2 separate regions of the Homo sapiens genome follow, and region 1 is linked to region 2. Evidence: chromatin loops called from intact Hi-C (ENCODE). Cell type or tissue: adrenal gland. All regions are shown on one strand. Each heading gives the region's core, and the rest is flanking DNA. Links, peaks and the distances in the headings are about the cores only.

Region 1 (4,519 bases), core at 468-4,467, 260 kb before region 2:
GTTCGCAGGCACCTCACAGAGTAGACACCGAGGTGGGGACATTTGTTCTGTGCCCTCGTGCAATGCCACCGTCAGACACTCTGCAAAGTCAGTGAAGGGAAATGAAGCCAGAAAACTCTGTGCCAGGAATTCTTTGAGAATAATTATCTCTCGGGTCAGTCAGAGATGCCAGCCAGCCAACCGCTCCTGCACAGATGTCACTGATTCCTCAGGGTCTGTCTCCCAGTCCTTTGTTCTAGCTGAGCCAAGCAAACACACCCCCACCCAGTCACTTTCCCTCTTCTCTACCTTATCCCTTATTATCTCAATTACCATCCCCAAAGAGGCCCCGCAAATGAAGATGGGTTTGGAACCGCAATGGTCAACATCATGCTTAATAATAACAATTATATGATTATATATCTCTGCTATAATAACATGTAATTACCCAATAATTACTATTAAACAGTGCAGCGGTGACCACCGAGGTCCCAAAACCCTTTAATTATTGTTATCGCTGATCATGAAGCAGAGGATCATTCTCTAACATTGTTTCTGTGTATCACAGGCACTTCTCTTCGGAAATTCTAGAGCTTCTATTTATTTATGTTTTCACTCTTGAGCTGAGGTCTCACAGGGAGACAGAAACCTTAAACTTAGGCCATCTCCCAGTGCCTTAAGCATGTGACATGCAAATCTTCTAAGGATTTACTTTCTCCCTCATCTCCAAGTCCACACGATATCTGGAGAAGCTCTTCATCTGTGGCGATTGATGGGGAAAATCTCACATCAAAATAGCTAGAATGAAATGATGGCCCCAACTTCTTCCCAAACTGCTTTAAGACACTCAGAAAACAAATAAATAGTGATAACTCTTGGGTAGAATTAAACAAAGTTCTCAGTTATACTGACTTTAGAGTCTTTGACAGTTTGGTTTCTCTAATCCGATACTTGCCCTCCCATGGAGTCAAACACTGAATTTCATCTATTTGTTTTTTGTTTTTTTTGCAGGATCCCACCTTTGAGATATATTTTTGGGGGGCTTATAGGTGAAGAGGGAAGTACAACAGTATCAGAATTTCTTTCTGAAAACTTTTTATGTTAAACGGATATAAGAAAAGTGAATTCTTTGGTTAAAAACTATTCAGAATTCCAAGCTCCATCTTTCCCCTTTTTTCCAGACTGCAAGTGGATCTCCAGAAAATTTAATTAGGGGTCTATAAGCTAAGGAAAGATTTCTCTTTTCTGGTTTGAAACTCATACCCTTTTATTCCTAAGGGATATCTGATTCATAAGCAGTAGTATGGGCTAAAAATCAGCCCCCTGTCTATGGGCTAAGAGATTTCTAGCTTGGGGACCAAGGTATATGAGAATAATGTGAATGTACTTCCTTCAAATTAAACAATTACATTCATCATAAGATTATTTTTTAAAAAGGAGACAGAGAAAGCAAATTACTTTCCTAATTCATCATGGTAACACATTGAAAACAAATGCTTTTCCAGCTTAATCTACCAGCTACCATTAAGTGGCTAATCCTTTTAGATAATAATCTAAATTATCCCCCAAACCTGAGGGAATACTATATGCAGGTGAGAGAATGCAGAATATAAAATAGTTTTTGAGGTCTTCACAGCACTCTGTTAGTTACTCCTGGAAGAAGACTCTGTTAGTACAAAACGTAATTAATGGCAATTGCCTGAGGGTTCTGTGTGAGACTCACTACGCCTACTTTATGCCAAAGGATAAATCATGGAGATGAGTAGCTCTTTCCTTTCTTGTGTTCCGTGTTCGTACCACCCCTCTTCTCTGTCACTAAGTCAACCTGTGCCTTACAGGTTGGACATGACACAGAACCCATTCAGTTTATCCCAGTGGGTGACTGAGGAAGCTCTTTCTGCCCATCTTAGTGCCCACTGGGCAGCTGAGCTTGCCGGGTCCAAACTCAAGCCTCAGTATCAAGCCTCTGTCTTGGGTTTGGGGTTAGAATATTCCAAGCCCCACAGCAAACGAAGGCAGACTCCTGCTCAAAACTTTTTGATGGATTTCCAGTGCATGGAGGAGGGAACCAGAACGGACCTCAGCATAGAAGGCCCCCTAAGAACAGTCTCTCCAGTTTCAGCAAACAGAGCACTCTTAACTCCAATCATGATATCCACCAACACCAGCTTCCAAGCTCTCTCTGCTTTTGCATCTTGCCATACCCCTAGAGCGTTCTTATCTCCTTAACTCTTTGTCCAGCTAGCTCCCCCTCATCCTCAGGGTTCCAACTGGAAATACATTTCCTTAGAGGCCTGCTGGGACCCATCAATCTGAGGCTGTCCCCAGGTGTGTGTAATTGTGCGCTATGCTTCCTAACACTTTTTAAATAAGTTATCATTAAGAGAAGTAAGGACAAACTTTGCTGCCCATCTTTTTTCCACTCAATTGTAAGCTTCATGAGAGGAGAGAGAGAGTTTTGTTCACCTTTATTTGCCCAGTGTTGGGTACATAGTAATTTACAAATATCTGTGAATAAATAAGTGAGTTTAGGAAATGTAATGAAAGGAATATTTAAAGACACATCCTAAAGCCACCTTAGGAAGTAAGGGAAGAGGAGCTGATGTAGTGGAATAAATAGAGAGCTGGCATAGAGGGATTGAGGTCCAGACCACCTAGTTCCAAAGCACAGAACAACATGTCCAGTCTTCATTCCACACACCCAGTACTACTAGAATAACCTGGGAATTTGGCCCAAGGTAGCATCTGAAGAACTGTCCACAAACAGTACAATACTCCCAGTACAACACTGGCTTCAAATGTTTAACATTTTGTTCTCAGAAACCATCCAAAGTTCTTAGAAATGCTAATATCCTAGCATCCATACTGCATTCTCCAGTATCACTCACACCCAGAGACAGAGACAGAAAACAAAAAAACAGAATCCTTTGCTGAATCATAAATCTGCATTTTTGGTTTAGAAACTATGAGCACAGAGCTTACATGTGTGCCAACCTCAAAAGTTAGGGAGATGTTCCAACACAGCCTCCCTTCCCTCAGTAACCTACTGCAAGGATGTAATTTACTATTTTATTTATAGCACTTTTGTAACTATATTTTTAATATCTATTTAGAAATGATGAGTTTCATAAGTTTACTACCTGCTGTATGAAGTTGTAATTTTACAAACTCCTCCAAAACCCTTGTTCTCTAATGTTTTAAGCCACACTGTGCCCCTTGTCTCTCTCTCTCTCTCTCTCTCTCTCTCTCTCCATCTGATAGTGTATTAGATGGGGAAGGTCCTATTTGTCCTTTCTCCCTGCCTCTCCACTGGTCATCTTAGCACTTTGGCCCACTTGTGTCTGGTAGCTTCTTTATGGCCAGTTCCTTTCTCAATGGACTTGCTTTATAGAGAACCATTCAGAAGAATAAGGTTTCCTTCTCTGCAGCCGCCGCCGCCGCTGCTGCTGCTGTTTAAAGGGTGACCCGCACCAGCAGTAGCACTCTGGGCTCATTAGGAAAGCAGAATTCCAGTCCCCACCCTAGATTCTGAATCCGAATCAGCTTAACTAAATAGTAGATGACTTCTTTGCCATGAAAGTTTAAGGAGCTGCTCTAGAGAATCTTCATTTCAGTTCTCAAGAGCCTTTGCCAGGTCGGGTGCGGTGGCTCACACCTTTAATCCCAGCAATTTGGGAGGCCGAGGCAGGTGGATCACGAGGTCAGGAGTTGGAGACCAACCTGGCCAACATGGTGAAACCCTGTATCTACTAAAAATACAAAAATTAGCTGGGCGTGGTGGTACATGTCTATAATCCCATCTACTTGGGAGGCTGAGGCAGGAGAATCATCACTTGAACCCAGGAGGCGGAGGTTGCAGTGAGCTGAGATCGTGCCACAGCACTCCAGCCTGGGTGACAGAGCAAGACTCCATGATAAAAAAAAAAAAAGAAGAAGAAGAAGAAGCCTTTACTTAGGGGGCTCCTTCCCGGATCCCGGCCCTTGCAGCAAACCCTTTCCACCCACAGCAGCTAGCCGGCTGCTACAACCCAGTCTCCTCCTCTCTTGGATTCAAAAGAACTCAAGGGGTCTCAGAACTCTGAACTCCCAGCAAATGAGGGTTTTGGGGTTCTAATAGTAAATATCAGCTGCTTTATGAATTTAATAAAGTTTTGTGAGCTACCACATGATCTTATATGTTAAGAGCATCTCTACCCATATACATATTTGATATGTGTGTATATAATACACACTGCGTCTTACATGATAATTAAGTTCTCACAATAGTTTATGTGGAACACACACCCCACATCCTGATAATATATAATATGTTGTAGAGAAAACAGCACAGCCTTTGGAATTAGACAGAACTGGGGTTTAGCCTGTCTCCACCACAACTGGTGGCGGAAGCTTGAGTAGGTCACAGGGCCTGTCTAACCCTCAGATTCCTCATCTGTAAAAAGAGGGCAACTGTCACCTTGCAGGGCAGTTGTGGGATTATAACTTGGGTATAATCTGCGTTTGCCACAGTTCCTGTCACTTACCAGGTACATAGCAACTT
Region 2 (4,519 bases), core at 469-4,468:
CTCTACTTCAAGCCTGTGAAAACTATTAGATGGTTTTTAGGTTACTGTTAACAGTCAATAAAAATATTATTGTCAAATAAAAATTCATTTCATATCTCATCATACATTTCAATACCTTTTGTAATAGTGCTAAATCATTATACAATGCATGAAATTCATTTCTCTTCTAATACATTCTACTATAAAATTAAACAGGAGGCTGGGCAAGGTGGCTCATGCCTGTAATCTCAGAGCTTTGGGAGGCTGAGGTGGGAGGATTGTTTGAGGAGAAGAGTTCAAGACCAACCTGGGCATCATAGTAAGACCACCATCTCTACAAAAATTTTAAAATTAGCTAGATGTGGTGGCATTCATCTGTAATCCTAGCTACTTAGGAGGCTAAGGTGGGAGGATTGCTGGAGCCCAGGAGTTTGAGGTTACAGTGAGCTATGAATGTGCCACTGCACTCCAGCCTGGGCAACAGAGCAAGACCCTTCTCTTAAAAAAAAAAATGTTAAACTGGGAAAAATAGTGGCAAATCAGACCTGGAGAACTCACGATGCATGAAAAGTTGCTCAGTCCAGAACAAAGGGCAAACACATATGGTAGCTGGTCTGGTTGTATTGCTTAGTTTATTGATCAGCATCATTTTGGACAGTCACTGGGTCCCTCTGAAACCTAAAGATATCCAGTGAGTCCCCTTGACCAAGAAGCCATTCCCTCTACAGAGCAAGAGAGTTTCTTAGACAGAGACACCCATTTTAAGTATGAAGGCTTTTACCCTGAACCGTATTTTATTCAAGATGCTTGCTAATTTACTTGGAGACTTTTCCCAGGGTTTATTGCCTAAACCTTCATGTGTGTGTGTGGTGTGTGTGTGTACTAATGTGTACGGGTGTATATGGATGTGACAGCTCTTTACAATTTTGGGGTTCCTCCCCCATTGCACAAATTCATTCTGGAAATGACTTTGGCTACTTCATTTTCATACCCTGAAATGTAAGTACACTAAGACTTCTGACTTGAATACCCTTAACCCATTTGAAACATCATCCACCACCCTCCGAGCCTTCTGTCCTATTTCCTGTTCTTTTTTTTTTAAGTATAGAAGGTTTTTAAAGGGACATCAAACATCTCTGTTCGGTGGATGGCATTATTATCAGCTCTTCATCCCTGCCTCATAAAGAACAGAGGTCACATTTTGTTGTGCCTGCTCACGGCCCTGTTTGTCTTTGGCAAGTGGTGTCTTGTGAACTGCTTTTGCTAGTTTGACCTTAATTCTTCCACGTCTTTGTCACCGCAGTGTATGCTGCTTGGGAGTCTGCCCCAGTTTCCTTTTCTTTTTGCTGAATTCACATTTTTATTTCATCTTTCTCCTACATGAACTTGTTTTCTTCCTCCTCTCTCAGCTTTCATTGAGCCCAAAGAAAGTATCTTATTGTGTTCTTCTATTTTATTCTCCTTTGAAAAAAAAAAAAAAAAACCCTCCAGGAATTCAGAACCCCTTTGCTGCTTATGCCCCCATGCTCTGGAGATTTTCTTGGAATTTAGATAAACTTATTAAAGTCCATTTTGTTAACATCCGTTTGCTGAAACCAACAGTTAAATCTGTCAGCACTGACGTCAATAATCTTCCAAAAGAAAGAGGTGAATATCACAGTTCCTCATGTCTAGAAAGTGATCACCTAAGACCTGGAACAGTTATAATTTTTTAAATCTGACTGCCCTTAAATTCATATTTCAATTATTCTTTTGTCATTCTATTAAGCATTGATTTGAACTAGAATTATCTATCTAGTTCACAGGCTAAATTCTCTTTAGCCCTTTGGCAACGGCTCCCTGACCTCTGCTATTACTGACTTATACTCTAGAGAAAGCACCCCTGCTTCTGTTCAGCATCTACTGGTCTCAGAATAGTGGGCCCGAAAAGCAGGCACATATTTTCCAAGACAGCTCAGAAAACCACTTTCACTTTCAGGAAACAAGCTTGATCATTATACTCCACGGAGCCGAGAGCCACATACAATTAACTACTTAACAAATACCTCTGATTAGGATTTTAAAGATTCCTGAGCAGAAGGAAAGAGTGGAGCAAATAAAAGAGATTGGCAGAAGAGATAGTCCCATGATCAGGATGACAGAAATACACAGAGATAGAATCTTAGGCCCATTCCCGTAAAAAACGTAACGGCTAACATTTCTAAGAGAGATACTTTGTGCCGCAGACAGCCCTAAGCCATGTATGTGGATCAGCTGCTCTCAATGGCCCCATGAGCAAGGTAAGATTATCATTCCTTCTTTACAAAGGAGGAAGCTGAGACACAGTAAGGTTCATAACTAGCCTCACGTTCAGCTAGAAGGTGGCTTTTAAACTGCAGAGCCGTAGTGCTTGCTGCTGCAGCTCCTGAGGACACCTGTTCCATGAGGCCTGGAGCTCTCTCATAAGGAATCTTACCTGCATGTTTTCCCCCCACCGGCCCCTCCTCCAAGGCCTTTCCTGCTCCCACGCCTTCTCTGTGTTCCTGACAAGCTTCAGCCCTGGATCTTAGACTTCCAGGCAGTCTACCACTTCTGGCACCACCTCTCCTTGCCTATCATGGGCCCCCTTTACTCTATGTTATTATTGGAGAAAAGCCACCATGCAAGATCCAGGGCCCTTTCCAGCTCTGAGGTCTTTCTTGGAAATCCAGCTCTCCAAGACACCTTGCTAAGGGTCAAAGCCATCCCTAGGGTGTACAGAATTAGGCAAGAAGCCACACACCAGTGGCTCAGTAACTAGAGGGACATGTTTACAGCAGCCAGCAGGGGCTAAATCCTCAGATTCAGATACAGCCAGTTCCACAAATTCAACTGCACCAAAACTGGACCATGAGGCACTGCTCAGTAGCACAAAATTGAAACCAATGCAATCAGCTCTTGGCTGCCAGACCCCTGGAACTGACCAATTGGCTGTGTAGGCTCAGCCCTGTCATCTGCTCCACCTCCAAATAACTGACCCTGACCTTTACTGACTGGAGTATCTTGGATACTTCCCACAGGGCTATGGCAGCATTTTTTTTTCTTAATTTTTTTTTTTTTTAGCAAGATGTGGTCTCACCATGTTGCCCAGGCTGGTCTTGAACTCCTGGTCTCAAGTGATCGTCCTGCCTCAGCCTCCCAAAGTGCTGGGATTACAGGTGTGAGCCACTGTGCCTGGCCCAGTCACTCACGTTTTAAAGTTACTAAATAATGAAGTTTAAAGAGGCTCAGAGACTAGCCCTGGGTCACTCGGGGACAAGTAACTTGTTGACATGGGATTGAGACCCAGGGTCACCAGCCCCAAGAATCATGCTGGCAACATTTACTCGGGTGTTTTGGAGCATCTTTCTAACACATTCTGGTAATATGGGACAACACTATAGATGGAAATCTCTTGTTCTAATGGTTCCTTTTAATTGAAGTGTTTCAATTTTCTGTGGATAAAGGAGGCAATTGGCCATCCCAGGCTGTTTTCTGCTCCCATTTCCCCTCTTTGCCCCCATAGGCAATGTCAACTCCTCAAACAGCCTCCCAGGTCAGAAGGGCATCAGACCCCATCAAACTCCAAGGGAAGGAGAAGGCTGTAGGAAAGAAAAGGAAAGTAGGTGAAGAAAACATGCTCATTTTATTGTGCGAAAGGGGAATTGCCAACGTAACATTCTGCTTTTCTGAGTGAGCATTTTGATCATCTTAGATGGACTGGAGCAAGCCAGGTTTCATTGATAAAAATCGCAACAGCCTCCTCCTGAGGGATATGGAATATCTCAAGCTATTTGTGAGATTCTATCACTATCAGATTTCTCTGTGCCCAGTGGGAATGAAAGTCTAAAACGCATTCCTGTCTCTGTCTCTCAAATAAACATTTTCCAAACATCCAAGAAACAGAGCATGTTAAGATCTTAAACTAGAGAATCCCATGAATGCTGTCTGCCCAAGACCGAGGAACAAGATCTATGTAAAAAGGGGGAAAGGGATTACTCCCCAAACAGGAGATTTTAGACACTATTAGAGGTCTTGAGGCATACCTAAACATATGAGCCAAACGGCGTCATAGGAAAAAAGGCTTCTGCTAGAAAGTACTTGCAGGCCATAACAAATTAGGTGATTCCCGTGAAAGAGATTAACCTTTGGTATCAAGTTGATTGAAGTCTCAGATGGCACTAGCCGCTGGCCATTCATCCCATCTCGTACTCAGAGGGTGCCAGCACTGACAGGCTCTGGAGGTCAGACCAGGGCAGGACACAGGTGGAAGCCTGCCAAGGCTTACCAAAGGGCTGGCAAGCAACTCGATATGGGAACTGGAGCTTTCCTTTTGAGTTTCCTGAGCCCTGGGCCTGTAAGTATCCTTTGCAGATAAAGGGTCCTAACCATTAAATGCATACCAACATGTTTTCACCATCACAGATAATGGCTTCACCATCTAAATGCTTTTAAAAATTAGCATGATGTTGTGGCTCCTTGTCCTTACTAAGGAGTTTATACCAGGAAAAAAGTGTGGTAATAACTGTGTACATACAGATGT

The links. Hi-C counts contacts between places; a loop is a spot of excess contacts. Peaks named below come from ENCODE experiments on the same cell type or tissue, not always from the same donor. Only the 100,000 strongest peaks of a DNase experiment are listed, where the experiment ranks them.
Region 1: it touches region 2 in a loop (2.9-fold over the local background); 4 of 110 quality-filtered maps call a loop at or near these places.

The regions. Positions count from the first base shown.
Region 1 is chr13:40,173,022-40,177,540 of GRCh38, forward strand. All of the region lies in intron 1 of LOC124903162, which reads right to left. Among named protein-coding and RNA genes, the nearest start is that of LINC00332, 6.5 kb to the right of the region's middle. In adrenal gland, for the core only: no CTCF peak of the experiment used is centred there; no DNase peak of the experiment used is centred there.
Region 2 is chr13:40,437,238-40,441,756 of GRCh38, forward strand. The region is part of intron 6 of LINC00598 (long intergenic non-protein coding RNA 598); the gene reads right to left. Among named protein-coding and RNA genes, the nearest start is that of LINC00598, 42 kb to the right of the region's middle. In adrenal gland, for the core only: a CTCF peak has its summit at 2,771; a DNase peak (open chromatin) is centred at 4,217; H3K27ac peaks cover 3,087 bases.